Regions from separate parts of the Homo sapiens genome. Here region 1 is linked to region 2. A link is an interaction called in ENCODE POLR2A ChIA-PET data of the cell type or tissue named here. Cell type or tissue: OCI-LY7. All regions are shown on one strand. Links, peaks and the distances in the headings refer to the core of each region. The heading gives the core; the rest is flanking DNA. Region 1 overlaps SLC44A1 (solute carrier family 44 member 1). Region 2 overlaps SLC44A1 (solute carrier family 44 member 1).

Evidence for each region. ChIA-PET counts read pairs that join two places held together with the same protein. Peaks named below come from ENCODE experiments on the same cell type or tissue, not always from the same donor. Only the 100,000 strongest peaks of a DNase experiment are listed, where the experiment ranks them.
Region 1: POLR2A ChIA-PET joins it to region 2 with 11 read pairs; 19 of 35 experiments call an interaction of 5 or more read pairs at or near these places.

Annotation. Positions count from the first base shown.
Region 1 is chr9:105,248,569-105,265,284 of GRCh38, forward strand. All of the region lies in intron 1 of SLC44A1 (solute carrier family 44 member 1), which reads left to right. Among named protein-coding and RNA genes, the nearest start is that of SLC44A1, 12 kb to the left of the region's middle. In OCI-LY7, for the core only: a CTCF peak has its summit at 3,388; a DNase peak (open chromatin) is centred at 11,053; H3K4me3 peaks cover 2,291 bases; H3K27ac peaks cover 2,625 bases.
Region 2 is chr9:105,395,893-105,412,608 of GRCh38, forward strand. SLC44A1 (solute carrier family 44 member 1) reads left to right here. Exons shown (of 16, transcript NM_080546.5): 16 at 1-1,454. Among named protein-coding and RNA genes, the nearest start is that of FSD1L, 44 kb to the right of the region's middle. RefSeq lists a silencer at 9,582-9,782. In OCI-LY7, for the core only: a CTCF peak has its summit at 5,925 (motif pointing left); DNase peaks (open chromatin) are centred at 5,899, 9,709 and 10,109; H3K4me3 peaks cover 1,783 bases; H3K27ac peaks cover 2,659 bases.

The DNA.
Region 1 (16,716 bases), core at 3,202-11,201, 150 kb before region 2:
AAAAATTAGTGACCATTACAAGTTGTTTACTAATATTGGTAATTGCTCAATACAAACCAACACAGGACAGTCTTTGCCTAAAAGTCTTTTGAGGGGAACGTAAAAGTAAGATAGTCTTGAGTTTCTTTTTACAGTACTAATCCTCCCTAAGGCTCTTAAAATTTATTCCCATCTCCCTATAATTCATTTGTTCTGGTATAACCTGACATAATTTCTATCCTTGTAATGTTAAACTTCAAATTTCACTTGTAAATCTTCAGATTTATTAAATGCTCTTTCCCATTGACAAACCAGTTTGAATGAATCTTTTGAAAGATTACTTAGCAAATTGCCGTAAGTCTTTGTCCTTAATGGCTAGATGATTATTTCTCACAGCAGTGCTTTAGAGGCCAGGAGATTTTGCAAGTTCTGTGAAGTTCTGTGTCCTTCAGTTCTAACCTTAAATGTTGTAAGAGGGATGGAGGAGAATCTTTCAAGTTGAACAAACTGCCGCTTGTCTGTCTAGCGTTAGGAGACATTTGTCCACTGTCTCATCCCATTGTCTTCAAATTGAAGGCTGTATATTTAACTGTCTTTTTGTAGCACTCATATTCTGTTTTGGGAGTAATAAAAAACAATCAGAAGTGGTTTACAAATGCTGGTTAATATTTGCATATGCTAACTGTGCTTTAACAATTTTAATAATACCATCATCTGTATCAGCTTTGTGGAGTTTGAAGTGAGATGGTAAAAATTAAATTTGAAGAGTGTAGTGGGAATTACCCACAGAGACTAAAGTTGCTCAGTTAAATTAAGACCTGCAAAGTAAACTTCATCTAACGGGAACAGAAGTCATGGCATGAAGCCTTTTTTTTCCTTCATCTTCTGAATACTGTGTTGTTAGCATAGAGGATCTACTCCTCAAAATATGTAAATCAAAGTTAATTTCGAAATTGGAAAATAATGTAGAAATGGTAATTTTTTTTTTTTTTTTGAGCCAGAGTTTGGCTCTCATCGCCCAGGCTGGAGTGTGGTGGCATAATCTCGGTTCACTGCAACCTCTGCCTCCCGGGTTCAAGTGATTCTACTGCCTCAGCTTCTCAAGTAGCTGGGATTACAGGTGCTCGCCACCACACCCAGCTAATTTTTTTTTTTTTTTGTATTTTTAGTAGAGACGAGTTTTCACCATGTTGGCCAGGGTGGTCTCGAACTCCTGACCTCAGATGATCCACCCGCCTCAGCCTCCCAAAGTGCTGGGATTACAGGCATGAGCCTCCATGCCCGGCCAATTCCCAAATCTTAAATTGCAGTTTACTAATTTTTTTTTTTTTTTTTTTGTGAAGTAGGGTCTTGCTTTGTCACCCAGGCTAGAGTGCAATGGCATGATCATAGCTCACTGCAGCTTTGATCTTCTGGGCTCAAGTGATCCTCCCACCTCAGCCTCCTGAGTAGCTGAGACTATAGGCACGAGCTCACGCCTGGCTATTTTTTTAATGTTTTAAATTTTTTGTAGAGACAGGATCCCACTATGTTGCCTAGGCTGGTCTCAAACTCCCGGGTTCAAACTATGCTCCTGCCTTGGCCTCCCAAAGTGCTAGGATTATAGGTGTGAGCCACTGCACCCGGCCTACTTTTTTATCTTTAGAAAATGTTTACTTTTCTAAAGATAAAATTTTGAATTAAGGAATTTCCAAGTTAAATTTCACACCACCATTTTGAACTTTCTACAGTTGCCATCTGGAGAGTAGCATGGTACAGCAAAACTAGTCCACTTAGAATGCTTCCAGGCTTAACAAATACTATACTATCAAATACTATTTGATGTGTTAACAGTACAGTCATTTAAAAATGTTATTGGCCTGGGAAAATTATTCATAAAAATATATTCTACTACCAGTAATTGGTTGATAGTTGTTTTTCTATGCTCCCCTTTCCCCTGCTCAAACTGCAAAGAAAGAATGAAATATTTCAATTTTGTAATTTTGCCTCAGATTTTTGGGACTATAGGGGATATATGAGATAAACCTACTATCACTTTTCTGTTGATCTAAACTAGAATGTAGAGATATGAAGTAGACTGAGGTCAGAGAGATACATTATGAGGTAGCTGGGATTAGAAACCTGCTTAATCTCTTAATCTCTTGTCCTTTCTGTAGTACAGTACTATTAATTCTTAATGTCTCAGGCTTTCTTTTCCTTTCATCCTTGGCTGCACATTGGAATCACTTGGAGAAGTTTACAAATGTTATGGAAGTGATGCCTGGGTCCTATTCCCAAAGATTCTTATGTATTGGTCCAAGACTGCGGGCTGGGCATCAAAAAAAGTTTTTTTTTCTGTTTTATAAGTGCTTCTTGCAGAGCAGGGCTAACCCATAATAGTACACCCAGAGTAGCCAGCATCAAAACTTTTAAAAGTTCCCCTGGTAGCCCTCGTGTGTCACCAAGTTTGAGAGCCACTCTTCCTTACCCTTTCTCTAGGTAATTTCATCCCTCGTATGGCTTCAGTTACAGTCTGTATGTTAACAGTTCCCAAACTAAATTACTGTCCTGGTCGCTGATCCTTATATCCAACTGATTAATTAGCATTTACACTAGAATATTGTACAGGCAACTCAAACTCAGCATGTTTAAATCTGTCCTCAAAATCGTACCCCTCACCCCCGGCTTTTTCAGTACTTTATCTCTGGTTCACCGAATGATACCAATGCCCTGGTTGTGGAAACTGGAGACTCGAGTCCTGTAGGGAACCTGCCTCTCACTCTTCTATATCTAGTCACCACATCTTGCCTCTTTGACCTTCTCAACGTCACTGCCAGCACTCCGGTTCAAGCCTCTGTCATCTCCAGCCCAGTACCTTGGTTACAGATCTCTCCGTAACTGTTCATGCTCCCTTCTAATTTTTCTTCGTATTGCAGTCTTGGTGATCTTTGAAAAATCCCAAGCTAATTGTGTTCCTCTCCTACTTAAAACCCTTTAATGGTTTCCCATTGCTCTTAGGACAAAGACCAGAACCCTTGACCCTGGACAACAAGACCCTGTGTGTGGCTGTTCTCCATCTCTCTATAGGGTCACCTTGTGGTGTGCTTTTCTTTGCTCATTGCACTGCAGCCTCACAGATTCTTCAGTTGGTTGTATTCCTTCCTCTTAGAGGGCTTTTGCATATGTGGTTCACTTGTCTAGGAGGCTCTTTGCTTTGCTCCCTGGCTTTTGGCTGGTTGCTTTAAGTTTCAGTCTGAAAGTCACTTCCTTGGAAAAGCCTTTTCTGATCCCTTCAAACTAGGCCATGTCTCCTCATTAAACTCTCATAGCCTTATGTGTTTTCCCTGTGAGCACTTAAAGCAGTAAACACGTAATTTTACAGTTAATATTAATGTCTAGACTAGGTGGCGGCAAACTACAGCCCATGGGCCAAATCTGACCTGCTACCTGTTTTTTATGGCTTACGAGCTAAGAATGGTCTTTACGTTTTTAAGTGGTTGAAACAAATCAAAAGAATATGATTTCATGAGAAATTTATTTAATAAATTATGAAATTTTAATTTCATTCACAAGGTTTTATTGGGACACAGTCATATTAATTCATTTACTTGTCTATAGCTGCTTTCATATGACAGTGTCAGAGTTGAGTAGTTGTGACAGAGGCCTTATGGCCTGCAAGCATAAATATTTACTCTGTGTCCCTTTACAGAAAATGTTTGCTGACCCTTGCTCTAGGCTGAGTTGATGAAGAGAGGGGCCGTGTTTGCTTTGTTTATTGCCATCTTGGTGCTTAGCTGGTACCAATACATGGTAGGTACTCATGAAATATTTGAATGAATTAACAGATATTCTGTTTCCCTCCATGGATAGAGGTGATTGAACTCCTACCTTAGAACACTGGGGTTTTAAAATTCATTATAAGAATTTTAAAACGATTCTTCTTTGGAAGACTCTTAACAGCATGTTCAGGGCTCTCTTAAGCAGCTTGTCTGTTGAAGGTATACATGTCACGTATGGAGCAAGTATACTTATAAAGGTGTAAGTTACTGGGTCAAGGTGGACAGGAAAGGGCTAGTGCGCTCAAGTAATGGACCAGTCAGATTTACAGTGGTGATGTTTTTATAGCAGGCACAAATGGGTGAGACTTTATGGCAAGCGTTGTAAAGAAAACGTGTTTGAGCTGGTGAAAAATTTAAGTCATTAAAGAGTTAGACATTGTTATCTCTGCTGTGGGAATTCACTCTGTGAAGATGGTTAAAGTTTTTGACACAGTAATATTTCCTCCTTTTTGATACTTTTTGTTTTCTAATTTATTTGGAATATAGCATAGCATAATGTTCCAATTTTGAATTTATGCATTGTGTAAAATTTAGTAATTTTTTTGGCAATTTAAAAAACAGATTTACATTTTTCAGTATGTTTTATTATACTCAATAGAGGGATGCCAGTTTTTCCCCTCTGGGGGACTCCTTTGTAATTGTATAATATGATAATGTTGTATAATAGGATTCATTTAACAAACATTTGGTTGATAAACCCCTGGAATTTATTTTTTTGTGAAAATATTATTATTCCTTTTAGTTACTCTCTACAATATCCCACAACCAGATATTTAGACTTATTTAGTAGGAAAACCCTTAAAAGCAACTTTTATTCAAATTTTTAAGGTTGCCAGAAATGCTGAAAATTATTAAATGGAAGTGTTTGACTTCTGGATATGTTTATAATATGTAAAGTAAAAAAACCAGCAGGAAGATGGAAAAATTGGAAACATGATTACTTCAAGATATTTAAGTAGCAGGGAAGGTATTAAAGTTTGTTTGTTTTTGTAGATTTGTGATAATATAATCATGATTATGATCTCAGAAAATTCTTCATTTTGAACTACTTATGATGTTACAGCTATAAGAAATAAAAAAGGCTGGGTTTGGTGGCTCACACGTATAATCCCAACACTTTGGGAGGCTGAGGCAGGAGGATTACTTGAAGCCAGGAGTTCTAGACCATCCTGGGCAATATAGTGAGACCCATCTCTACAAAAAATAGCAAAACAAATTAGCCAGGTATGGTGTCGTGTGCTTTTGGTCTCAGCTACTCAGGAGGCTGAGGTGGGAGGAAGATCTCTTGAGTCTGGGAGGTTGAGGCTGCATTGAGCTATGATCGTGCCTGTATTCCGGCCTGGGTGGCAGAGCCAGACCCTGTCTTTATTTTTTTTTGAGACAGAGTCTCGCTCTGTTGCCCAGGCTGGAGTGCAGTGACACAATCTCAGCTCACTGCAATCTCCGCCTCCCGGGTTTAAGCGATTCTCCTGCCTCAGCCTCCAAGTAGCTTGGACTACAGGTACCCGCCACCACACCTGGCTAATTTTATGTATTTTTAGTAGAGATGAGGTTTCTATGTTGGCCAGGCTGGTCTCGAACTCCTGACCTTGTGATCTGCCTGCCTCGGCCTCCCAAAGTGCTGGGATTATAGGCGTGAGCCACTGTGCCTGGCTGAGACCCTGTCTTAAACAAAGAAACAAACAAATAATAATAATAAAAAAAACCCTTAAATCCAAATAGCTAAAACATTAAGGAAAATTGATTATCTCCTATAGGTCAAGGGGTAGGGTAGCTTTCAGGTTGGTTAGTTCAGTGGCTTGATGTCAGCAAGGACGTAAGTTCTCTCCTTGTTTCTTTTTTGTCATTTTACGGAAGGTAGCTTTTTCTTAATTAGCTCCCCTCAAGATCCCAAGATGGCTATGGCTCTTCTTACCGTCTTTTGCTGAGCTGACAATCTCCAGTGGTTTTCCTTTCATGGGAATTAGAGAGGGCTGCACACTTATCCCTAAACAAGCTCTAACAAGAGGAAGGCAAAGGACTCTGCAATTGATTTAGAGTAACCAGGACTTCCCTCTGAGTCAAGTGAGGGGCAGGGCAACACCGGAACAAAAGGAGGACTTTGCCAGCAAGGTGGCGGCAGGGATGCAGGATTGGGCGTGGTGACTGGGTAGGCAGCCAATACTATCTGCTATGGTTTTGCCATTTTCTTTTGTCTTTAAATCAGACTTCTATAGTGTTTCCTAACATTTTACTTATAGCCCCATTATGAACTTCACAGTTCGTAGTTCAAAGTCACACAGTTAGTTATCTTCTTGTCCTAGTGATGCTGCTCAAGCCATTGCTGAAACCCCTGTCTTTCTTTTTTGCTCACCCCCACTGCATCTTTCCCATTCTGAGCTAAGGACAGCTTCAGATGAAGAAGAGCATTTGAGGTTGGAATAATGGTTAAGTGGTGAGTTAGTATTCTTGCAGGCCATGGTCCTTCAAGAGCACCTTGGCTGTTAGTATAACCTCTTCTCTCTCTAGCTTACAATCTCCTTTTCTACCTCTTTTGAAGTCTCACTTCTGTCTGTGTTTATCTCTGTTTCAAAATTGAGTATCAAAAAACTGATAGTTTTTATTTTCCTTATTTTTTTTCCACCTCCAGCTGATACACTTAAGGAGCTGTAATAATGAGTACAATCCACTAAAGAGGGAAAAAAAGAGAGCCTCTGTTTTCTTTTGTTTTAACCTGCTTACTTTCAGGTTTTTTTGTTTTTTTTTTTTTTTAATAATTAAACTGAAAAGTCATGTCATTATTTAGAATATCTCTGATATAAAGAGTTCTCACAGTATATAAAATGCATCCTTGCAATACATAATTTACAGAAGGAAATAAACCAGTGTGTAAATATGTTCAATCTTGTTAACAACCAAATTAAAGCATAGAGGCATCCTTTCACAGCTGTAACTTTGGTAATAGTTAACAAAATAATATTAATTGCCCAAGTGGTTTTGACTCAAATATACTTTATTGATTTGCTGAATAAATTGGAATGACCCTCTTGAGATACATTAAGAGCCATAAAAAAGTTAACATCCTTTATTTGGTAATTCTAAAGTTGAGTAATGCTATATGTAAGAATCTTTTTATTGTAGCATTATTTATAATGGCAAAAAGTTTAATTTAAAACATCATATATTTGCTGTAAAACTTTCTTCCTGTTTCTTAATAAAATCCATTTGAATTTAGTCTGTTATACTTCCTCATTGCCAACTAAATGGTCCTGCCTTAGTCATTGAGTAGCCTTTTGCCTTCCTCAGAAGTCCTTTCACTATTTCTTCTCTAAACAGCTGTTAGAATCCAGAGGATTGAACATCATTGTGTACTGGCAGGAGGGTGGGCTCTATAGCCAGACTATATCAATTTGAATCCCACCTTATCACTAGTTGAGTTATTTGGACCACATTCTTTAACCTTTGGTGCCTGAGTTTCACCAGCTATAAAATATAAACAATAATAAAACTTGCCTCAGATACTTTTAGCAAACTGCACAACTCATGAATGTATCTCAGAAATTACAATATTAATGTAAACTAAATCTCCCTGATGTTCTAATAACCATTAATCCTTCCCTTAAAAATGTTTTTGTGTTTGAGTTTTGGAAAGGTACCCTGACTTCCAAAAATTTTATTTTTATTTTTGAGACAGGGTCTTGCTCTGTCACCCTGGCTGGAGTGCAGTAGTGGATCTCGGCTCACTGCAACCTCCACCTCCCAGACTCAAGCAATCCTCCCACCTCAGCCTCCCGAGTAGCTGGGACTGCAGGCATGTACCACCATGCCTGCTAATTTTTGTATTTTTTGTAGAGATGGAGTTTTGCCATGTTGCCCAGGCTGGTCTTGAACTCCTGAGCTCAAGTGATCTGCCCACCTCAGCCTCTCAAAGTGCTGGAATTACAGGCATGAGCCACCACACCCAGCCTGGTTTATATTCTTGTGGTAATTTTATTGTGAGACAGAGTATCATTTAAGAGTTAGATCCAGCTGCATATGACAGAAAACTGAAAGAAACTAGATAAACCAGATAAAAATGTATTTCTTACCCAAAGTAAGTCCAGAAGTAGTGTTTCAGGGCTAATATGAGACTCCTCGTTTATCAAAGACCCACTCTCCTTTTGGTTTCATTATGTAAGCATATGGCTTTCATTCTTAAGATTACAAAATGGCTGGAAACTCTTTTTTTTTTTTTTTGAGACAGGGTCTCTCTCTGTCACCCAGGTTGGAGTGCGGTGGTGAGATCTCAGCTCACTGCAGCATCAATCTCCTGGGCTCAAGCTATCCTCCTGGTTGAGCTTCCCAAGTAGCTGGGACTACAGGCATGCACTACCACGCCCAGCTAATTTTTGTATTATTTTTATTTTATTTTATTTTATTTTATTTTATTTTATTTTATTTTATTTTATTTTATTATTTTTTGAGATGGACTCTTGCTGTGTCACCCAGGCTGAAGTGCAGTGGCGTGATCTCAGCTCACTTTAACCTCCACCTCCCAGGTTCAAGCATTCTCCTGCCTCAGCCTCCTGAGTAGCTGGGATTACAGGTGCCCACCACGACAGAGGGCTAATTTTTGTATTTTAGTAGAGGTGGGATTTCACCATGTTGGTCAGGCTGCTCTCGAACTCCTGACCTCAGGTAATCCACCCGCCTTGGCCTCCCAAAGTGCTGGGATTACAGGTGTGAGCCACTGCGCCCGGCCTTTTTTTGTTTTTGTTTTTGTTTTCTTTGAGACGGAGTTTCGCTCTTGTTGCCCATACTGGAGTACAGTGGCATGATCTCAGCTCACTGCAACCTCCGCATCCCGGGTTCAAGCGAGTCTCCTGCCTCAGCCTCCCAAGTAGCTGCGATTACAAGCATGTGCCACCACGCCTGGCTAATTTTGTATTTCTGGTAGAGATGGGGTTTCACCATGTTGATCAGGCTGGTCTCAAACTCCTGACCTCAGATGGTCTGCCCGCCTTGGCCTCCCAAAGTGCCGAGATTACAGGCGTGAGCCACTGTGCCTGGCCTGTATTTTTTTGTAGAGACGAGGTCTTGTCTCCCTATGTTGCCCAGGCTGGCCTCAAATTCCTGGGCTCAAGGGATCCACCCATCTTGGCCTCCGAAGTGCTGGGATTACAGGCATGAGCTACCGTGCCTGGCTCCCAGATTGTAAACTGTGTCTAGAAAATGAGTGCAAAGAGAGAAACAAACATAAATAATTAGAGGCTAAATTGGGTGGCAAGGAGTTCAGGGGACGGGGAAACCAAGAGAGGAAAGAATAGTTGGGGAGTTGGCTTCCTGAAAATGATTCTCCAGCAAAAGATCTGGTCTGGAAGAATGGGGTTTAGAAAAAGTGAAGGGCAGACAGATTTTAGTAGAAAGCAGGGAGAGGAATTCCAGTGTAAAGAACAGTTGGTCAAAGGCAAGGAAGCAGACAATAACTTGCTGCTTGTCAGTATGGAAAGGAGACCTGACCAGAGTGGAGTGAAGAGATGTTATGTTGCATTTGGGGAAGGCATTCATATTTGAAGGGGAGGAAAATGGGCAGCCATGGAGGAGTTTTCAGAGTGGTTTAAGGAAGATTAATTTGACAGCATAACTGCACCTGAATGGGAGAAATAGAAGGCAGAGGCCGCCCAGGGAGCTGTTCAGTAACTCATACCAGTGTAAACAGGAAACAGAGAAGAGTTATTGTGGAGTCAAAATAAAATAGACCTTCCTGACTTAATCTGGATATGTGGGATGAAAGAGAAGGAAAGAACAGATGTTTTGAACGCCACATCATGGAAGAAGGGTATTATAATGGCTAGACATGTTAGTTGAGATGGGGACTAGTTTGTGGAGAGGGGAAGATGAATTCAATTTTGTATGGACTGACTGGAGGTGGTACTGATATTAATACCTCCAGGCGGTATTTTCCATAGGGAATTGAAGACCCAGAACTGGATTTCAGAAAATGCTTTAAGTCATGAGCATATAGAATATAGAGAACACCAGTCATTGCTGGGGATTTACTGTGTGGTAGCCTCTGGGCTAAGCGCTTTACATGCAGTTCTCATTTTATTCTCATAACTCTGAGGTGGGTCCCAGTTAGCCTCATTTTACAGAGGAGGAAACAGAAACTCAGAAAGGCTAGGTACCTTGACTAGGATCGCCCAAGTAGTGTAAAACTGGGAGTAGTTCCAAGCCTGTGCACTTCCTGCTGTATTTCCCTCTGCTGTTCCAAGGACTGCTATATTAAATGGTAGATTGAATGTACCTTAGATACCACTTTTTTGTCTCTTAATTTCAGAGGTTGTGTGTGCTGTTTGCTGTTTGTTGTTTTGTTTTGTTTTTTGGGATGGAGTTTTGCACTGTTGCCTAGGCTGGAGTGCAGCGGCGCAGTCTTGGCTCACTGCAACCCCTACCTCCCGGATTCAAGGGATTCTCATGCCTCAGCCTCCCAAGTAGCTGGGATTATAGGCGCCAACCACAACACCTGGCTAATTTTTGTTTTTGTTTTTGTTTTTTTTTTTTGGTAGAGAGGGGGTTTCACCATGTTGGCCAGGCTGGTCTCAAATTCCTGACCTCAGGTGATCCGCCCGCCTAGGCCTCCCAAAATGCTGGCATTACAGGTGTGAGCCACCACGCCTGTTTGTTCTCTCTTTAAAGTCTATGTGTAGGTTGGTTTTAAATCAGTGCACCTCAAACTATAGAGGCCAGGGTACGACAGTTTGGAGCAGAGTCTGAAAGTGGTGGTTATAAACTTCAGACTCTAAGTAAGGACCAATGGCTACTGTGCGTATCCTCCAGGGCCCTTCCATATTTTCTTCTAAGAACTAAGTCTGAACAAGTCTGTCATGACAGCAAGTTTACTACTTGTTACTGTAATTGTGTTCTTTCCCCATAATTCACCAATTCCTGAAAATACACTTTTAAATAAGTAATGGATATTTATATGTTTAGTCAGTCTTTGGAGATTCATGGCCTTCGAAAGGGTTAATATAATTGATGCTTGTGTTATTAATATTGAGTGCCAACAAGGCTCTGGAGAGCAGTAAGAGAGGAAAGGGTGAAGAAAATGGCCTCAATAAAGTTGACTCTGGAGCACAAATGATTAGTGTGCACATTAAGATCAAATTACGAAGGCAGAGATTCCTACCATCAGAGCAAGAGCTGGAATTTTTAAAATAATAAACTTCATTTTAAAAACTCAGCATATTTAAGAGAGTTTTATTCCTTGCTTGCTAAGCCTCAAAGTTTTTCCAAATCTATTTTGCATGTGGTTTTGTATTTTCATGACAATTCTGAAACCACAGGTGTTGGAAGACAATTCTAAAGATACCAAGTTTTAAGTATATTTTGACATATTTTGAAACTAGCCATAGTTTTAATCAAGAAAAACATTTTTCAGTGTACACTGCTGATAGAAGCAGATTTCAGTTATGAAAGTTTGGAAATAATACTTTAATAAGGCACTTCATTTTAAAACTGAAAGCAATTCTAGTTTGCTGCTAGTTTAAAAAGTTTATAGTTTAATGTGATCTGAGAAAGTAAACCAAGACCAAGTGGAAACACTTATTTATCTTGAGGTTGCAACAAGCAAATTGAGCTGGGAGACTTCTGGGTGAGGAAGGATCTGCTACTTAAATCAGGCTCTAAGATATGATAGATGGTGCTCTACATGCCATCACTTTGAAAGATTTAAATGTTTCTTATGTAAGAATATCTTAATCAGGATTTCTCCCAAGTATGTGCTTCCAAAGCACCAGGGCTACAAGGTGTTCTGCCAAAAAAAGGGTTCTGAGGTCAGAAAAGTTTGAGAGGTTCTTCTTGCTCACTTCATACCACCCCCTCACTGGCCTCCCAACCCCATTTGAAAAGTAATCATGCATATTAACATATTTAGGGTCATTGCCCTGCCTCCCAGGAAACCAGTTTAACTTTGCTTAACTGGCCTTTATTGGACTTATCTGTCCTTTAAAATTTTTTTCACTATATCTTGAACTGCTCTCCTACACAGCACACTTTGAGTAACACTGCTTGAAATACTGCTTCTCAATTTCATTCTCCCAAATGACAACAAAAGTGATTATGGTGAAACCAGAAGCAACAATAAGGTTGTTGGATCAGGTGACTCTTAACTAAGAATCACTCAGCTCTGAAACTGACTTTAAGTGCATCACAAACTTCATGTTCTTCTTTAAGATATTGGCAAAAGTAGATAAATTTCAAGTCACTCAAGTATATTATAACTTAAAACCCTTTCACGTGAATCATTGTTTCTCAGATTAGTGATTTGAGATCTCCAAGGGATATTAGGTAGGGTAAATGATTGACAAAAGAATCCTTCAAGTTTGAAACTTGATAATATGAACTGCTATGGGGTCAGCTGGGCCAACAGCAAGAAGGGGAGCTATGATCTGCACTGGAGGATTTTCTCCTTTCTTCAAGTCTGCTGCAGCAGAGGGGCAGTTACAGTTATCACTTAAACTCCAAATGACCATTCGGAGATGGAATGCTATCTTTGGTTGGAGAAAGAATTGAGGATAGGGATGATGGGCCAAGCAAATAATAGATCCTCAATAAATGTTTATTGAATACATATGGAACAGGGATGGAGTATTCAGAGACTAAACATTTAGTTTGTGGTGCTGATACTTGTCAAGATTATGGTTAAAACAAATACAACTTGCCAATGGAGAGAAATGGGAATGAACCTGAAAATTAAAACTAGCTGCCGTTCAAACTGTTTAATTCTGGTGGGCTTTTGAATTCTACCTTGCTAGCATGTGTTCCTAGGTTATAATGAAGTCTTGGTGTATACATTAATATTAACCAATCAGGAAAAAAGGCACATCATAAGCTAGAACCCTCTGGGCCTCATCAAAACCTCAGTATGACAGGTAATCAGCACTGGACGATAGATTTATTATATAAGAATGAGGGCCTTCTTTCCCTTCTGCCACACCGCCTTCCCCCATTTCCCTGCAACACACCTCTTGTTTCTGGCCCACAGAGCATAATGAAAGCTCTTCTGGCCCATTTTCTCAGTGCCTGCCTGGGAGTAGACTGGGTAAAGCTCCAGTCTTAAGTATTTTGTTCAGAGTGTGACCTGGAAGATGACAAGCAGCACTGCTTCTGCCCATTGCAGCAATGAGGAAACTCAGGACAAAGGGAAGATGCTGAAAAGTAAAATAAAAGAACCGAGAATATCGGTAGAATAAAAAGAGAATCCCAAGCTGGCTGCATGCTTTGGTTCTGTTCAATGTTCATGGGCTGGTGTGCTGTCAGGCTAAGTACTGGGCTCAACAAAGAATGAGACTTTTCCTTCTGTAAGTGTGCAGTCTGTTAAGGGAGATGCTACGGAGGGGTGTAGCTTTGTCAGTGTGCCAGAGCCCAGCTGAATCTGTGTTTCTCTCTCTCTCTTTTTTTTTTTTTTTTTTTTTTGAGAGGGAGTCTCACTTTGTCGCTCAGGCTGGAGTGCAATGGCACGATCTCGGCTCACTGCAGCCTCTGCCTCCCAGGTTCAAGTGATTCTCCTATCTCAGCCTCCCAAGTAGCTGAGACTACAGGCGCCCGCCACCATGCCCAGCTAATTTTATTTTTTTATTTTTAGTTGAGACGGGGTTTCACCATGTTGATCGGGTGGTCTCGAACTCCTGACCTCAGGTGATCCGCCTGCGTTGGCTTCCCAAAGTGCTGGGATTACAGGTGTGAGCCACCACGCCTGGCCCTGTGTTTCTTATATAGCTAAATATTAGTATAGTTTACAAGGTGTAAAACACTGATAATTCCTTGCTAGATTTTAAACTAATTTTCAAAACTAAAAACTAGAAATACAAAAGTGCCCTAAAGGAACATAGATGTTATTTTTGAAGTTTGGTTTGTGTTTGTGCTTCACTGGTAAGGATGAAGTTCAGTAAACTTTAGGATAAAGTTATTGTGTCTGTAGGCATGACAGCATTTTATTATACAGAGTGAAAAAAATACTGTCCTTGAGTAAGAAAATAACAAAGCTTCAGATGCCTGTATGCAAGTCACAATGGCTTTTGAGGCAGTCCCATAGAAAAGATTGTACCTATAATATGGGTAATATTTTAATTTTCATGTTGAAATGACCAGCTTTTAAGCTAATAAATGAGTTTTCTTCTTTGATAGAGCAGATTCTAGAAATTTTAAAGTAGAACACATCGAAAGTATTCTTCTGTCGTTGTTGACTAACCTATGGTGGCTCTTTTGTTGCTCTTATGTGTTTATGACTTAGTCATGTATCTCTGCCCTGTTACCCTGCCAGGAAATCCATGTGCTCTTGCCATAGTCCCAAAGTCTCATACCTAACTGGGCACAGTGACCTGTTTAGTGTTCCATGGCCATGGACTAACTACAGGGTCCAGAATGGATTCAGGGACACCCAAGTATTCAATTTGTTTCCTACCACTACATCAGACCACCTTTCCATTTATCTTCCAGCTTTCTCCCATTCAGACATACATTTTCTGTTTATGCTCTTTAAGTTTTTAAATCTCATTTGGTTCCAAAAATGTTTTAGGTAATTTTTAATAAAATGTAAATATATTTAAGACTTTTGAAATGAAAAGCCAAAAGCTGAAAGGAGGTGGAGGTGGGATAAAAGGAAAAAGAAGCACAAATGTACCGAGTGCCTGAGCTTCTTCACCTACCAGTGTTTCTAGTCCTATTTTAGAATGATACTGATTCAAAGGAAATTGTCACATGGAATCCTTTTACAGAATTACACAACTGTCAGGGGCTTAAGAGGTCTACCAAGGTAGCCATGAATTTTATGTCACATACTCTACGTGGATTTTGTTCAGTCTTTGTTTAAACACTTCCAGCAACAGATAACTTACTGCTTCCTGAGGCATTTGTTCTACATTCAGGCAGTTATTAGAAATTTCATTTTGCACTACCGAGCTCTGTGTCCATGTAACTTCATTGTTCTGATTCTGCACCCATTAGCCAAACAGAATAAAAAACCGAAATTGGCCTTTAGTGTGTGCCAAGGTATGTGTGTGTGTTTTAAAGTTAAACACCTTTAGTTTTTACAACCATGTCTGAATGTCAGACTTTCAGAAACTTTACTGTTCTGGGCCACTTCTTTACTTTACTTTTATGCTTTCATGATTAAATCTATGTAATTTTTATTTTTATCAGTTACACATGTGTGTATTTTTTTTTTTTTTTTGAGATGGAATTTCACTCTTGTTGCCCAGACTGGAGTGCAATGGCGCGATCTTGGCTCACTCAACGTCCACCTCCCGGGTTCAAGTGATTCTCCTGCCTCAGCCTCCCTAGTAGCTGGGATTACAGGCACCCGCCACCATGCCCAGCTAATTTTTTGTATTTTTAGTAGAGACAGGGTTTCACTATGTTGGCCAGGCTGGTCTTGAACTCCTGACCTCAGGTGATCCACCCGTCTCAGCCTCCCAAAGTGCTGGGATTACAGATGTGAGCCACTGCGCCCAGCTCATATGTTTGTATTTTAAAGAGTTAAGCATTTCTAGGGCTTGTTATTTTAAAAAGCTCCCCACCCTCCCCATTTTCTGCTGCCCTGAGACCACCACTTTTAAATCTTTAATTCTTTTGCTTTTCCCCCTATATATCTTTAATATGCTTATACTGCTACCTCCTCGCTTTTCAATTTTTGACATTAATTTTGGACTCCACTGTAGAAGATAAAGATTGAGCTGTCTTCCAACACCATCCTTTGCCCTACCCTGTGCACCTACTTCGGGTTGCCCTTATCCTTCTGCTGCAGATATATCATCATAACTTTGTTTGGATCAATGTTCAGTCTTTTTTGTTTGTTTGTTTGAGATGGAGTCTACTCTGTCACCCAGGCTGGAGTGCAGTGGTGTGATCATAGCTCACTGCAGCCTCAACCTCCCAGGCTCAAGTGATCCTCCCACCTCAGCCTCCTGAATAGCGGGGACCACAGATTTGCACCACCACGCCTAGCTGATTTTTAAAAATTATTTTGTAGAGATGAGTTCTCATTATGTTTCCCAGGAGGGTCTCAAACTCTGGGGCTCAAGTGATCCTCCTGCTTTGGCCTCCTGAAGTGCAGGGATTACAGGCGTGAGCCCTCGCACCCTGCCTAATGTTTAGTCTTCATCTTATGACTAAGTGGTTGCTCTTAACAGCCGAGTCATGTAGTATTTCATCATTTGTCACTCTTGGAGATCGTGGTTGTCTTGTTCTACTGTCTACCCAGCTTTCTATTAATATGCACTTATAACTAATTGGCTTATAAACTCTCACCTAGTTGTGTGACTCTCCTTTGAGTAAGCTCAGATACCTTAGATATTCTTTCAGTTTCAATTTCCTGAATAGATCTCTCCCATACCTCCAAACTGGGCTGGATACTCTTCAGGCCTGCTTTTTTACAAAGCTGTCAATTTAAGATCTCCCTTCACATCATACCTGGAATTTTTTTTTTTTTTTTGAGATGGAGTTTTACTCTTGTTGCCCAGGCTAGAGTGCAAAGGTGCGATCTCGGCTCACCACAACCTCTACCTCCTGGGTTCAAGTGATTCTCCTGCCTCAGCCTCCCGAGTAGCTGGGATTACAGGCATGCGCCACCACGCCTGGCTAATTTTGTATTTTTAGTAGAGACGGGGTTTCTCCATGTTGGTCAGGCTGGTCTCGAACTCCTGACCTCAGACAATCTGCCCACCTTGGCCTTCCAAAGTGCTGGGATTACAGGTGTGAGCCACCGTGCCAGGCCCATTCTTTCTTGTATTGGATTCCCAATTATCTGGATCCCATGTGCTTTTTTAGTTTATTTTTTAATTTACATACGGTACAATTCACTTTTTGTTCTACAGTTGTATGAACTTTGACAGACGCATGGCCTTATGGAGCCACCACCACCAGTAGCAAGATACAGAACAGTTCTCACTTCCAAAAATTCCCT
Region 2 (16,716 bases), core at 5,544-13,543:
GGTGACTTTTTTTTTTTTTTTGTAAATTGTATTAGATACCCCACAGGAATGTGACAATAATAGGATAGCTTTGGGGGCTGGTGATTTGAAACAGGGACTATTAAGTAGATTTTCCCCCATCCTCTAGGTTCCTGTAGTCTGTGCTCAGAACTTGGTTTTTGGCCCCTATTGTTTTTGCCTATTTTGATTTTCAGAGATGATCACATGGGGACAGTTAACTTTTCTTCTGCTGTGTTGCCTTAATGCTACTAGATTGTGTTGTGTTGTTGGAGTTTTCTGACTTCTTCCCTATAAAAAGATACTGAGAGCTCCATAATGAAAGAAGTTGTTATACTTTCTCAGAATATTCTGGACCACTGAATGCACTTCTAATAGAGCTTTAATCTAAAGAAGTTAGTTCAGTGGTTATTAACTGATTTTATTACAGGAGAAAAAAACTTTAACAAAAAGGCAGGGAGAAAAGTGTGAAGGGCATCAAGCAAAATGACAGGGGCTTCAAAAAACAACCAAAGACAAAACCCTATCTTCTGAAGACCAAAGGTCCAACTTTACTTACTGGCTGGCACAGCCTTTCTGAACTCCTTGAGTTTAGAATAGAGCTCCTAGAATAATAAGGCGGCCAAATTTAAAGATCAGTCAATACAGTAGGGACCTGCTATTGATCTCTCAGGCACTGAGTCTTCACATCCAGTGTCAAGCCCAGCCCAGCATATGGGGTGATATGAGCAGAAAACACACATCGGTGTGTCTTGATTTCTCGCAGCTGTGTAATGTGGCATGAGAAGTATGTTTTGGTGCCACATATTTCTCAATCTGATGCCTTTTTGTCTTTTTTTTTTTTTGCCATTTGCATCCTATTTCATAGTGCCAAAATGAATTTTTGTATCTTGTCTTGTCTTTGTCCATTATAAACTGGAGGATCACAGTTAAGCCTTCCATGAATTCATAGTTTGGAATCATTTACCTTACCATTATTTTGGATTTTTTTCTTATTACAGTGTCACTACACTGTATTCATGTGGGGGAACAAACATGTAGGTGCTTGAACATGCCCCACAGACACAGTTGTAGCCCTAGTATTTGTGACGGTCATTATTGACACAGTGCAGACTTTGCAGATGGAGCATTATGCTCTCAGAGGACTTTAAAAATATGTATATTAAGCAATTAACTTTCTGGAGTTGGAGTTATCAAATCTTGCTGGGAAATTAACTTCCAAGAGCTCTGAATTGGATGGAATTCCATCTGGCTTCAGAGAACAATCAGCCTATATGAAACGGAGCTTTGAAATGTTTTTCTTGTGCAGAAATACGAACTAGAAAGAAAAGTGCTGATCTAATGCTAAGTTTTCTCTGTGTACTGACTCAGTTGCCAGAATTATAATGAAAACTGTATTTTAGTCTAACAAATGTATAGAATTTTTTATGTAATAAATAAAATTTTATAGGAAAGAATGTTATTGTCTACTGTGTTGTAACACTTCCCCATGCCCAGGGTGGTGACTGATAAAATCATGGGCAACATCTTCGTTTCAAATTAGGTCAGTATGCTGCAAGGGTGCCCCAGAATTTCCCAGCTGTTCCTTTCTGTCTCTCGCAGCATGTTCTGGGGGCTTCGGAATAGCAACTATAAATGTACCTAAACCAATTTCTGAAGTACAAAGTTCATCCACTGCCAGGCCAGGCTTCATAGCTGGAGTCTGAGTTGCCGCGTGAATGCTAAGATTGCAACTGAACTCAATCATCAGGCAGAGTAGAAAAGCCTCCACTGGGCCGGGCGTGGTGGCTCACGCCTGTAATCCCAGCACTTTGGGAGGCCGAGGCGGACAGATCACAAGATGAGGAGATCGAGACCATCCTGGCTAACACGGTGAAACCCCGTCTCTACTAAAAAAAATACAAAAAAATAAGCCGGGCGTGGTGGCGGGCGCCTGTAGTCCCAGCTACTCGGGAGACTGAGGCAGGAGAATGGCCTGAACCCGGGAGGCGGAGCTTGCAGTGAGCCAAGATCGCATCACCGCACTCCAGCCTGGGGGTCATAGCGAGACTCGGTCTCAGAAAAAAAAAAAAAAGAAAAAAAGAAAAGAAAAGCCTCCGCTGGACAGTGTCCATCATGGAAGACATTCATTGTGCCTGGTTCAGTGCCCTGCACGTGAATTGGAGCCTGGATCTGTAATGAGTTTAGTGCGTTTGTGAAACTGTGTGGTGTGCCATCATTTAGGCAGTAGCTGTGCCCCATTTAAAGTTTAGAAAAATCAAGCTTTTTAAAAACCAATAATTTTAGGTAATGTTAGGGACGAAGGAAGGGATGTTCTTCTTAAGTGGAAGACCTTTTGGAATACCGTAAACCTCTCCTAATTTGTTTTGTTATTTTGGATTTTTCTTGAGAGGCTGCACTGTAAACTGCCTTTTATTAGCAAATGTGAGCTGATGATAGTCCTGGTTGTTTACACCATCCTGCCAAAAAGAGTTGTTACAGAATAATCGTGAGGAGTCTTAAACACTGGAGGAATTTGAGATTCTGTAGAATATTAACCGATCTGGACTGTTCTTTCTTTTTTTGAGTGGTTCTGATGCAGATTTACGTAATTTCTATTATATAGACCACCTAATGATTAAAGAGCCTGTGAAAAGCCTCACATCTGAAAGGTACCTGAAAGTCTTTTCTTTCTGTTTGACTATGGAAAGCGTACTCTGTATTTAACCTCAAATTGAAGGAAATAAAAATCTAGAGGATTCTTTCAGGAGGCACAAAACTTACACACCCTATCTTAATATGTAAGTAGTGATTAAAATTTTAGCTGCTTTAAATAGCTGTACAGCTCAAAACTCTTACACATGTTGAAGGGTTCAGAAAGAAGCCAGTACCTCGAGAGGCTCTTTGGCCTCATATCTTTGATCAGATGCTGTGGAACTAACCCAGTGAGTTTCTGCCTCTACCAGGGGTGTCCAATCTTTTGGCTTTCCTGGGCCACACTGGAAGAGGAAGAATTGTCTTGGGCCGCACATAAAATACGCTAACACTAACCATAGCTGATAAGCTAAGAAAAAAAAATCGCACACACAAAAAATCTTTTTAAAAAGTTTACGAATTTGTGTCAGGCTGCATTCAAAGCTGTCCTGGGCTGCATGCGTCTCGCGGGCCGTGGGTTGGACAAGCTTGCTCTACACATTGTTTTTTCACTTGTGGCAAGTAGTAGTGAAAATAAGAAATGCTTTATGCTTTTAATTTGATGTGCCTCATTTACTGTCCCAATTCCAAGAAAAATAATTTTAGCAGATTCACCTAGGTTAAATTTAGGATTCCAGAAAAAGTAAAGCTAAGCTATTAGACCATTTCATGGGCTTATCAGCAATTTCAATAGAAAACTTAAAGCACTCTAGGTACTTACAAGCTCCCTGGCCAGGACTGTCAGACTAGAGAGGCAACAGTAAGGAACTGCCTTCGAGGCAAAACAAAGCGGCTTTCAGTCAATCTCAGGTTGCATCCTGTAACCTCACATTGGGAGACAGGCTATTAGGTATTTAAGGTTGGTCAACTCACTCCATCTTCCAGAAAGGATTCTCACAGCTTACAACAAAATAAAACAATTTTAACACACACACACACAAGTTGTGTAATAAGCAAATTGAAAAAAAATTGAGAAAAGGAGATTAGCTATGTAAGAATCCCAGGCTAGGCATATGACTAAATTCCAAGCTTCCTGTTAGTCCTGTCAAAGAGGAAATCAAGAAAGGTACATATTTAATGTTAAATTTTAAAAAGCATAAATAAAAGTTCAATAGGAAGGACTGGGCAGGCATTCACAATAATGTAAATAATATTTAATACATTGGATTAATGTTTATAATAGTGAAGAAAGCAGGGGCTCAAGCAATGCATGATCTCATTTATATGAAATAAATTTTCTTAGACATCTTAAAATATAGTAGGTGCTCTCTCAGTCCTGTAGGCACTGGTAGTTAACTGGTTAATTGAAAAACTGGGTTAAGGAGGAGAATCATTGAAAATGAAAATTTTTGGCCAGGTGCAGTGGCTCATGCCTGTAATCCCAGCATTTTGGGTGGCCGACATGGGTGGATCACCTGAGGTAAGGTGTTTGAGACCAGCCTGACCAACATGGAGAAACCCCGTCTCTACCAAAAATACAGAATTATCCGGGCACGGTGTCACCTGCCTGTAATCCCAGCTACTCAGGAGGCTGAGGCAGGAGAATTGCTTGAACCCGGGAGGCATACGTTGCGGTGAGCCGAGATCGTGCCATTGCACTGCAGCCCGGGCAGCAAGAGTGAAACTCCGTCTCAAAAGAAAAAGAAGGCTGGGCGCGGTGGCTCATGCCTGTAATCCCAGCACTTTGGGAGGCTGAGGCAGGTGGATCACCAGATCAAAAGATCGAGACCGTCCTGGCCAACATGGTGAAACCCCGTCTCTACTAAAAATACAAAAATTAGCTGAGTGTGGTGGCGCATGCCTGTAGTCCCAGCTACTCGGGAGGCTGAGGCAGGAGAATCGCTTGAACCAGCGAGGTGGAGGTTGCAGTGAGCCGAGATTGTGCCACTGCACTCCAGCCTGGTGACAGAGCAAGACGCCATCTCAAAAAAAGAAAAAGAAAAAGAAAATTGTTTTAAACTACAACATGTCAATGTTTATTGGCCAATTGTTGACATAGGTATATTCTTCTTTCTGACTCCTGACTCTTCTGAAGTTGTCTACTGTCTTTGACATTAAAGACACCAATAATGTAACCTCCCGAAAGTGCAATAATATGAAATATTGATTTATTAAAATGGATTAAAAAATTTAGAAATGCTTACAAAGCCCACTGAATATAGGTTCCCAGGTTTTTTATAGTTTTTATAATTTCTTTGCAATGTTTGTATTTCTCACCTACACATAACTTGAGAGTAGTAGTTTTAGCACTTACCTTTATTGAACCTTTGCAAGGTATTCAACTTTTCAAAGGGTTAATTTTTATAGAAACTACTCTTTTCATATTCATTGTTTTTATCAATATACGTAATATTTAAATAATCCTGGCAGTAGTGTAACCACTACACCTGGCATAACATGTTGAAATATACACACCTGACCCTTGTTAGCACAACCTCCTGATGCTGAGAATGAGAACACAGAACACAGGCCTCTGAGTGGAAGCCCCTCTCCAGGAGCATTCAGCATACGACAGTCATCAGCCAGTACATTCTACAGAAGCTTGGAAAAGATCGGTTTATTTGGCAAAATGGTTAAGTGAAAGCCAGCTGTGAAAGCCATCTATTTACATAAAAATGATGATTATGGTTATCTCTGTTTTGTGGGACTATGAGTAATTTTAGCTTTTCCTTTGCTTATTTGTATATTTAAAATATTCCTCTATAGTTTTTAACAGGAAAAAATTATATTAAACACAAATAGCTGGGTAAGATAATAAAATGATAGTAACTAAACCAGTGTGATAATAGGCCAGTGGAATAGAAGAGAAAGTTTCCAAAACAAATCGTATTATTTATAAGGGATTATACTTAAAATAGAATATACCTAAAATGAATAAGGAAGGAAAGAGTCCATTTAATAAATTGTAATTTAGGACAATGGGCTTTCAATTTGAAAACAAATCTAAGTCAAATCTAAATGGATTTAGGATTTTTTTATTATTATTAGACCAGGGAAAGGTCAGGAGGAGGAGTGGAGAGGATCTGATAAAATTAGAAAGATTAGAAGAAATAATAGAAATGATAGACTTGAAATAATAGGATGATGGAAATGATAGGTGGGGATTAGGGAGATGCACGTCTCACATTTCCTGGAAATTGTGATGTGTGAGGCCCATTTCAGATGCATTTCCTAAGCATGCTCACAGCAGCGTGCTAAATGTATCCACTTTCATTCAACAAGCATTTCCTGAGACCTCTTCTGGTCAGCCAGAGTTATATTCTGGGAGCTCAGTTCTAAATACTCCCTGATCTTAAGTAGCTCACAGCCTAATGAGGGACGCAGAGAGCAGTGATAGTAGAGAGTGCTTTGGAGCACACAGGAAGGTGTTGAGGTCATTAGGAGAAACTGTCTCAGCTGAGTCTTGAAGGATAAGCAGGGATTAGCCAGATGATGAAGGGGTGGGAGGGTGATTCTACCCAGAATAGAAGCACTTTGGCACTCATATAGCAACATGAGGAACAGAAGTCATTCAGGATGTCCAGAGCAAAGAAGATGTGCGTTTGCACCAAGAGGTGACCCTGGAGAGGATACAGGACTCTTACATGTGTGTTCAGACCTAAAGTGTGTGTTGTGGGGAGCCTGTGACAGGTTGTAAGCAGAGGAGCAATCTAGCCATATGGAGACTGCGTTGAGAGTGGAAATCTAGAAGAGAAAGACTTGGGAGGAAGGAAGCCTGAGCCGGGGCCTAAGAGGAGGACTGGAAAAGAGCAGGATTCCAGCGAGAAATCCAACAGGCTTGGTGACTAATGAAATTGGAGGGAAAGGGAAAATAAATCATGAAGGCCTATACTCAGGATGACGTGTGCCATCTCTTCATTTAGAGATGGGGGCTTTTGCCAGATGGTCAAATTCATCTAAGCTCTGATTCTCTACTTCATTGAATATTGGAAATATTTACCTTTTCTGTTCCATGCTAACTGTTGTAAAATCTCTGTAGTGATAGGAAGGAGTCCATTAGAGTTAGAGGTCCTGAAAATATTTATCTGTGCCAGCAAAAAATGTTTTCCACTCCCTGATAATGATTTCTGGTTTTCAGCTCCCCACATAACAAAGGCGTGTGTCGCTTAGGTAGTTGTAGACAAACCTCTCAATGACTCCAACTCTACTCTTCTACATTGTCATGCTAACCATTGGTGTGCTTCTATGCTAACAAGAAATAACATGCAATATGTTTTTAGTGTCTGTTTATATATTTATGCTGCTTTTGTTTTCCAAGAAGGCATATATACAAAAAGATTTTTTTTAACCCCAGGCTGGAGTGCAGTGATCCCATCATAGCTCACTGCAGCCTCAAACTCCATAGCTCAAGCGATCCTCCCACCTCAGCCTCTAGAATAGCTGAGACTACAGGCATGCACCTTCACACCCAGCTTTTTTTTTTTTTTTTTTTTTTTTTGGAAAGGCAGGGTCTCGCTTTGTTGCCCAGGCTGGTCTCCAACTCCTGGATTCAAGCAATCTTCCCAACTCAGACTCCCAAAGTGCTGAGATTACAGGTGTGAGCCACCATGCCCAGCCCGAAAAGATTATTAAACTAAAAATATAAAAGCAAAGACATAAACAGGAAGAAACAAATATGCTGGACTCTGGGACTAATATGGTCACAGTGCATTGAAGCCTTAAATTCTTTCAGCTTTCTTAGCAACCTGATAGGAAAGGAAAACACAAAGATCGATAGAATTTTATTCTCTGGTAGAAGAAGGTTTATGCATTCTTCAGTTTACTGTGGAAGCAAAAATAACCCACATATGGCTCTTAAATTGGGATTTGGGGATGCTAAGCTGGGGAAGTCCCAGCATGTAATTTCCTGATGCTTTCACTGAAGTTGTTACCTCATACCTTATTTAGATCTGTTTCTACTATGAGTTACACGACATGGTTCTTGGGTGTAAATAAAACAGAAAGATAAGTCTTCATTTATTTCGGATACATTCACTGAGTTCTACATTAGCTAAGAATACCAGAATAAGAGACCCAGCCTCTGCTCTCTGAAAACTCACACCATATTTAGGAAGCAAAGGAGTAAGCAGATGATTGTAATCTAGTGTGCCAGCCACTCTAACAGAGTTAACTCAGGAGTAGCAGGGAGACCCACCTGAAGGTGGGAGGGCCAGGGAGGTGGGGCTGTAATAAGCAAATAAGCCTTTGGGGAAAGGGAAGTAGAGAGTGTTCCAAGGAGGAATAGCGTGTGTGAAGAAATGATGATGTGTCTGTGAATCTGTACTGAAGTGTAGGTGTGGGGACATGAAATTGGAGCGGTCAGTAGGGATCAGATCTCGAGGGTCTTGCAGGCCACCCTAACGGTCTTGATTTTATGCTGCAGAAAATGAGGACTTGCTGAAAGATTTTAACCAAAGGAATGTTTGGAGATATTTGCCTTTCAGGGGAAAAATTACCCTGACAACAGTGGGGAGTATGGCATGGGGTGAGTTGCTTCTGGGCCAGGAAAACAAAGTGAAGAGACCATTGTAAATATACCATGTGATTCAGAATGAGAATTCCAACTAGGGCACTAGCAATAAGAATGGAGAGAAAAGGCAGGAGAATCGCTTGAACCTGGGAGGCGGAGGTTGCAGTGAGCTAAGATTGTGCCACTGCACTCCAGCCTGGGTGACAGAGCAGGACTCATCTCAAAAAAAAAAAAAAAAAAAAAAGAATGGAGAGAAAGGGATATATTTAAAAGCTAATGGAGGGATAGAATCATCAAAAACGGATGATTGGTTGGTGTAAGGGGCCAAGTGAAAGAAAGACAGGAGTGAAGCGTGAATCTCCAGGTCCTGGTTTGCATGCAATGCTGCATTGGAAAATAATTTACTTTTCACCTGGAAAGAACCACTTTAAGATGAAGCCGTATTTACTTTCATAAAGAGACAAGATAAAATAACAGAAAAAGCACTGATGTAGGATTTGGAGTATTTGAATTTATTGCCAGTGCCTCCAGTCCAGTCATGGGTTGTTTGTCCTCTCTGCCTATTTTCTTGACTATAAAATGTTATATGCTCAGCCTGTGCTGTAGGACTACGATGATAAATAAATGAACTTAGGGGATAGGAATATGCTTCGAAAGCAGTTAAATACAACAGAGTTGTTATCTCCTTATTTTCTGATGCCTAAAGGAGACAGCATCGTATAAGGAAGAGAACAAAGGTTTGGCACTATGGATATAGATTTGAATCTGTCTCTGCCTCTTGCTGTAGAAGCTGGGTAACCTGCGAAAGCCACAAAAGCTTTTTGAGGCTCAGGATCTTCCTTTGTAAAATGGGAATAGTCATGTTTTATAGGGATTGTGTAAGACAATGATAATTTTTTCATTTCACTCATTCATTAGCTAACAGATATTTAATGAGTACCTACTACGTGTTAGAAGCCAAGAATATAAAAGTGAACAGAACAAGCTAGAGTCTCCACGCTAGTTTTATGTATAAAAGCTAATGGTGGCTAGGCGCGGTGGCTCACATCTGTAATCCTAGGACTTTGGGAGGCCAAGGCGGGTGGATCACTTGAGGTGAGGAGTTTGAAACCAGCCTGGGCAACATGGTGAAACTACATCTCTACTAAAAATACAAAAAATTAGCTGGGTGTGATGGCGGGCACCTGCAATCCCAGCTACTCGGGAGGCTGAGGCAGGAGAATCTCTTGAATCGGGGAGGCGGAGGTTGCAGTGAGCCGAGAATGTGCCACTGCACTCCAGCCTGGGCGACAGAGCAAGACTCCATTTAAAAAAAAAAAAAAAGCTAATGGTGGGATGATATGATTGAAATGGCAGAGCAGGAAATTCCAAAACTCCATCATTCCACAAAAACGATGATCAAATTGACAAAAACTGTCCAATCAATTTTTACCAAATTCTAGAATCTAATAAAGAACTTACACACCTAGGCAAATGCTAAATAAAGACATTTCAGTAAGAGCATTGAGGCATGTTAACTTATCTGCATACCATCTCCACTCACCAGCTTAGCAGCATCTGTGAAAGTGGTGGCTCATGTTTCTGATGTGGCTTGCCAATGCCCAAGTAAGCAATGTGTGGTTAGACCTTGTTCTCAAAAAAAAAATTGTGGTTGTGTGTTTTGAATTGTCTGGTGGCTCCCTGAATGATCAACTCAGGGGTTTATCTTTGTGTCACATGCCTCAGAAGCTTCTTAGGGTTGAAGTGATCTCCCAAGTGACATTTGTCAATGGCACTTAAAGGCTTATATACTAGCTGCAGCAACCTGTGGTGAAGAATAACAGATGCGGCAAACGGCAGACAGATGGAAGCCTGGGAAAGAAGAGGCTAGAAAAGGACATACACGGAGGAATAACAGCTTTCAAAAGCTCCTGCATATACTAGGAAATGTCCAAGGCCACACACATGCCCAGGGCTTGACACAGGAAGGACCTGAGAAGACCACAAACGTTCGCTTCTGGCTAACCTTTCGATGCAAGCAGGAAGTAAAGGCTAGAGCAGAGTTGTAAACAGTCTTGCTAAGGGTTAAGCAGTGCCCCCATAAAGAATGAATGTGCAAAGACTGGAAGGTGATCTCTTTTTTTTTGTGGCTCCAGGTATTTAAGGAAAACTCTGTCAAATCACTAGCTGACCATAAACTAACAAAACAGAGACTTCAGTGGCCACACACACACACACCAAAGAATACAGTCTCTACAATACATAGTTCAGAAAAGTCATTAAACAAATAAACAACGATAACCCACAATAAGCCAGCAACTACAAACCCTAGGGAGGAGGAAGAATCTGATTTCCAGAGTTGCCACATTATAATATGCAAAATGTCCAGTTTTCAACAACAAGAAATTACAAGGTACACAAAGAAATAAGAAAGTACAGCCTATTAACAGTAGAAATTAACAGAAACTGGCCAGACGTGGTGGCTCACACCTATAATCTCAATACCTTGGGAGGCTGAGGCAGGAGGATTGCTTGAGGCCAGGAGTTCAAGACCAGCCTGGGCAACATAGTGAGACCCCATGTCTACCAAAAAATAGAAAAAGTAGCCGAACATGGTGGCGTGCATCTGTAGTCCCACCTACTCAGGAGGCTGAGGTGGGAGGCTTCCTTGAGCCCACGAGTTCAAGGCCGCAGTGAGCTGAGATTGAGCCACTGCACTCCAGCCCGGGTGACAGAGCAAGACTTCATCTCTTTAAAAAAAATTTTTTTAAAAAGAAACTGTCTTTGAAGAAGCCCAGATATTTGACTTACTAAACAGAGACTTTCAATCAACTGTCTTAAATATGCTCAAAGACACAAAGAAAGTGAAGGACAAAGAACTAAAGAAAATCAAGAGAACAATGTTTTACCTAATAGAAGACATCAATAAAAATATAGAAATGATAAAAAAGGGAACCAAATAGAAAACCTGGAGTTGAAAATAACTGATATCAAAAATTCACTAAGAGGGGTTCAGTAGCAGATTTGAGCAGGCAGAAGAAAGAATCACCAAATTTGAAGATAGATCAACTGAGATTATTCAGTCTAAGGAGCAGAAAAAGAAAAGAGTGAAGAAAACTGAACAGAGCCTAGGAGACCTGTGGGATACCCTCAAGCATACCAACATACACAGAATGGGAGTCCCAGAAAGAGAAGAGAGAAAGAAAGGAGCAGAAAGAATATTTGAAGAAATATTGTCTTATAAGGTCTGGGCTATAAAGAAAAAAATACTTGAAGAAATAATGGTTGAAAACTCCTCAAAAGTGATAAAGACATGAATGCACATCTAAGAAGCTCGACAAACTCCACATAAAATAAACCTAAAGAGATCCACACTCAAACAGATTATAACCAAATTGTTGACAAAGAAACATAGAAAATATTGAGTGCAGCAAGAGGGAAGCAGCTCACTACATATAAGTGATCCTTAATAAGATTATTCCCTGATTTATCAGAATGAGGGATGATGTATAGTAACCCTGAAAGAAAAACAATTGTTAATCAAGAATCCTGTATTCAATAAAATTCTCCACCAAAACTGAAAGAAGGCCAGGCACAGTGGCTCACACCTGTAATCCCACTGTAATCTCAGCACTTTGGGAGGCTGAGGCAGGCGGATTACCTGAGGTCAGGAGTTCAAGACCAGCCTGGCCAACATGAGGAAGCCTTGTCTATACTAAAAATACAAAAATTAGCTGGGCGTGATGGCACATGTCTGTAATCCCAGCTACTTGGGAGGCTGAAGCAGGAGAATCACTTGAACCTGGGAGGTGGAGATTACAGTGAGCTGAGATCATGCCACTGCACTCCAGCCTGGACAACAGACCAAGACTCTGTCTCAAAAAATAAAAATAAGGCCAGGCACGATGGCTCACACCTGTAATCCCAGCACTTTGAGAGGCCGAGGCAGGTGGATCACCTGAGGTCAGGAGTTGGAGACCAGCCTGGCCAACATGGTGAAACCCTGTCTATACTAAAGATACAAAAATTAGCTGGCATAGTGGTAGGCGCCTGTAATCCCAGCTCAGGCAGGAGAATTGCTTGAACCTGGGAGGCGGAGGCTGCTGTGAGCCGAGATCTCGCCACTGCACTCCAGCCTGGGCGACAGACTGAGATTCCGTCTCAAAAAATAAAATAAAATAAAAACAAAAAACTGAAAGAAATCAAGACATTCTCATACAAACAAAAGTTGAGGAAGTTTGCTTCTAGTAGACCTGCCCTATGAGAAATGCTAAGGGAAATTATTCAGGAAGAAATGAAAGAACACAAGTAACTCTAGCTATACAAAAAAATAAAAAATAAAAACATCAGTAAGGAAACTACATAGGTAAACATAAAAGCTAGTATTATTGTATTTTTTGTTTGTCACTCATTTGTTGTTGTTGTTGTTGTTGTATTTGAGACGGAGTCTTGCTCTGTTGCTCAGGCTGAGTGTAGTGGCATGATCTCAGCTCACTGCAACCTCCACCTCCTGGGTTCAAGTGATTCTCCTGCCTCAGCCTCCTGAGTAGCTGGGACTACAGGTGCATGCCACCACATCTGGCTAATTTTTGTCTTTTTTAGTAGAGACAGAGTTTTACCATGTTGCCCAGGCTGGTCTCGAACTCCTGACCTCAGGTGATCCACCCACCTCGGCTTCCCAAAGTGCTGGGATTACAGGCGTGAGCCACCGCACCCGGCCTGTCACTCACTTTTTTTCTACATGATTTAAAAGGCAAATGCATAAAACAATAATTATAAATGTATCTGAATGAACACACAATGTATAAAGATATAATGTATGACAATAACAACATAAAGGGAGAAGGTGGAGCTACATAGGAACACAGTGTTTGTACATTATTTAAGCTAAATTGGTATTAATTCAAACTAAATTATTATAAATTTAGGATGTTAATTATAACCCCCAAGGTAACATTAACAAAATAACTAAAAATATACATTCATAAAAGGAAATGAGAATCAAAATAATACACTAGAAAAATCAATTAAACATAAGAGAAGACACAGATATGATATAAAGGAAATAAACAACAAAATGGCAGAAGCAAGGCCTTACTTACCAGTTTTTTAAAATGTAAATGGATTAAACTCTTCAGTTAAAAGGCAGAGTTAGTGGCATAGATTAAAAAACAGACTCCAACTATATAATATCTGCAAGAGACTCAATTTACGTCCAAAGACACAAATAGGATGAAAGTGAAAAGATGGAAAAAGATATTCCATGCAAATAGTCATCAAAAGAGAACTGGAGTAGCTATAGAAATATCAGACAAAACAGCCAGTAAGACAAAAATTGTTACTAGAGAGGACATTTTATAGTCATAAAAGGAACAATGCATCAATAACATATAGCAATTATAAACATATGTGGGCCAAGTGCAGTGGCTCACCCTTGTAATCCCAACACTTTGGGAGGCCAAAATGGGAGGGTCACTTGAGCCTAGGTGTTCGAGACCAGCCTCAGCAACAAAACAAGACCCTGTCTCTACAAAAAGTTTTAAAATTAGTCGGGTGTAGTGGCGTGTGCTGGTAGTTCTAGCTACTCAGGAGGCTAAGGTGGGAAGATCCCTTGAGCCCAGGAGGTCGAGGTTGCAGTGAGCTATGATCACGCCACTGCACTCCAGCCTTGGTGACAAAATAAAAAATAAGCATATGTGCATCTAATAAGAGAATCCACAGTACACGAAACAGAAACTAACAGAATTAAATGGAGAAATAGACAAATCAACAATAATAGTTGAGACTTCAATATTTCATTTTCAAAATGGATAGAATAACTAGACAGAAGATCAAGAAGAAAATAGAAGACTTGAAGAGCATCATACACCAACTAGACATAATAGACATCTGTAGAGCACTTTATTCAACACTATTCTTCTGAAGTGCACATGGATCATTCTCAAGGCTAAACCATGTTAGGCCACAAAACAAATCACAGTAAATTTTAAAAGATTTAAATCATATAAAGTATATTCTAGGTCAAAATAGAATGAAATTAGAAATAAATAACAAGGAAATTGACTCAAAATGTTATGAAAATAACAAGTAAATTACCTCAAAATAGACCTAAATATAAGAGCTAAAACCCTAAACCTCTTAGAAGAACTCATAGGAGTAAATCTTCATGACCTTGGATTGGGCCATTGTTTCTTGGCTATGAAACCAAAAACACAAGCAATGAAAGAAAAATAGATAAATTGGACTTCATCAAAATTGGAAAATTTTTGCCTCAAGGGACATAATCAAAAGTACAAAAAGACAACCCACAAAATGGGAGAAAATATTTGCAAATCATGTATCTGATAAAGGTCTACTGTCCAGAATATGTGAACAACTCTTACTACTTAACAACAAAAAAATAAACAACCCATAACGAGCAAAGGACTTGAAGAGCTATTTCTTCAAAGAAGTTTAAAAATGGCCATGAAGCACATAAAGAGATGCTCAATGTCATTAGGGAATTGCAAATCAAAACCACAAGGAGATACCACTTCAAACCCACTAGAATGACTATACTCAAACAAATAGACAATAAGAAGTGTTGACGAGAACACTCATACATTGCTGGTGAGAATGTAAAATGGTGCCACCACTTGGAAAACAGTTTGGCAGTTTCTCGATAAGTTAAACATAGAATTACCATGGGATGCAGGTATATATCCCAAATGATTGAAAACAGGTGTTCAAAGAAAAACTTGCTCACAAATGTTCATAGTAGCATTATTCACGATAACCAAAAAGTAGAAATAACTAATGTCCATCAGCTGATGAATGATAAGCAAAATGTTGTATATCCATACAACAAAATACTACTCAGCTGTAAAAAGAAATGAGGTACTCATACATGCAACAACATGGATGAACCTTGAAAACATGATGCTAAGGGGAAAAAGCCAGACACAAATGGCCACATATTGTATGATTCCATGTATATGAAATATCTAAAATAGGCAAAATCCATAGAAACAGAAAGCACATTCATGCTTATCAGGCACTGGGGAAATTGGGAATTACTGCTTATTGGAAATACGGTTTCCTTTTTGGGTAATGAAAATATTCTGGAACTGTATAGTGGTGATGGGTGCAAAACTTTGTGGATGAACTAAATACCACTGAATTGTACACTTTAAAATGGTTAAAATGGTAAATTTTATGTTATATATATTTTACCAGAATAAAAATAAAGACATACAGAAAAGTTAGAAGAATAGTTCAAAGAATTTTTATATATACCCTTCATCTACATTCCCTAAATGTTAGTATTTTAATGCATTTGCTTTTTCTCCTCATTTCCACTCCTCTATCCTTCTTCCCTTCTCCTTCCCCTTCCCCTGCTTCCCTTTTCCTACCTCTCCCTCCCTCTCTCTTGCTCTGTCTCCATTTCTCTCTGTCTCCATCTCTCTTGGTCTCTCTCTGTGTATGTGTGTGTGTGTGTGTGTGTGTGTGTGTGCGTGTGCATTTTACAGACCTTCTTTAAATTTTAACAGTTGTCCCACTAATGTTCTTTATGGAAAAAAGCTTTTTTTTTTTCTGGTCAACAATCCAATCTAGGATCACACATTGCATTTCATTTTCATGTCTCTTTAATCTCTTTTAACTTGGAGCAATTGCACAGTCTTTTGTTGTCATTCATGACCTTGATGTATTTGAAGAGTCAGGCCATTTATTTTCTAGAATGACCTTCAATTTCGGTTTGTCTAAAGCTTCCTCATGATTAGATCCAAGGTATGCCTTTTTGGCAGGAATACCACAGAAGGCATAACTGTGTCCTTCTCAGTGCATCATATCAGGAGGCACATGATCTCGTTTGTCCCATTACTGTGTGCTAACTTTGATCATTTGGCTAAGGTGGATCTTCCTGGTCTCTCCAATGTAAATGTACTGTTTCTCCCTTTGTAATTAATAAGTATCTTGTGGAGACATATTTTGAGACTATGTAAAAGTCCTATTTCTCATCAACTTTTCACATTATCTATTCACATTCTTCTCTGAAACAGCTATTACTGGTGTTTTCATATAATGATGATTTTCTAATTTCATCATTCTTCCTATATTTATTAGCTGGTGTTCTACTGTAAGGAAAATCTCTTCTCACCCACTTAGTTTTTCATCAAATAAATATTTATTCATCAAATAATATATATGTTAAATAACGTTTTAATTAGTCATCAAATACATATTTATTTGTTGAATAAATATTGATTATTCATCAAATAAATAAATATCAAATCCCAGATTGTTACTTTTTTCTGTTATCCTCATTTATTTTTATGCCCACATTGTCTCAGATTTAGCCAATGGGAGCCCATTCAAGCTGGCTCCTGTACTTTTGATCTGTCCCCATCATTCTTTGAGTACTTCCTTATTCACTGACGCAACCAGATGTTCCAAGCTCATCTTATGCTTTCCTGGTTTCAACTCTGTAATCAGCCAAGTCTTCAAGTGAGCCCTAGTTCCTTTTAATGGAAACTGGTATTTGGAAACCAAGGTCTGGGCACAATATGTGCTTTTGTGGTAGCTATTTGATAATAGCGACCACATGATATACAGCAGGAGAAAGGAAATGACTGCATTAC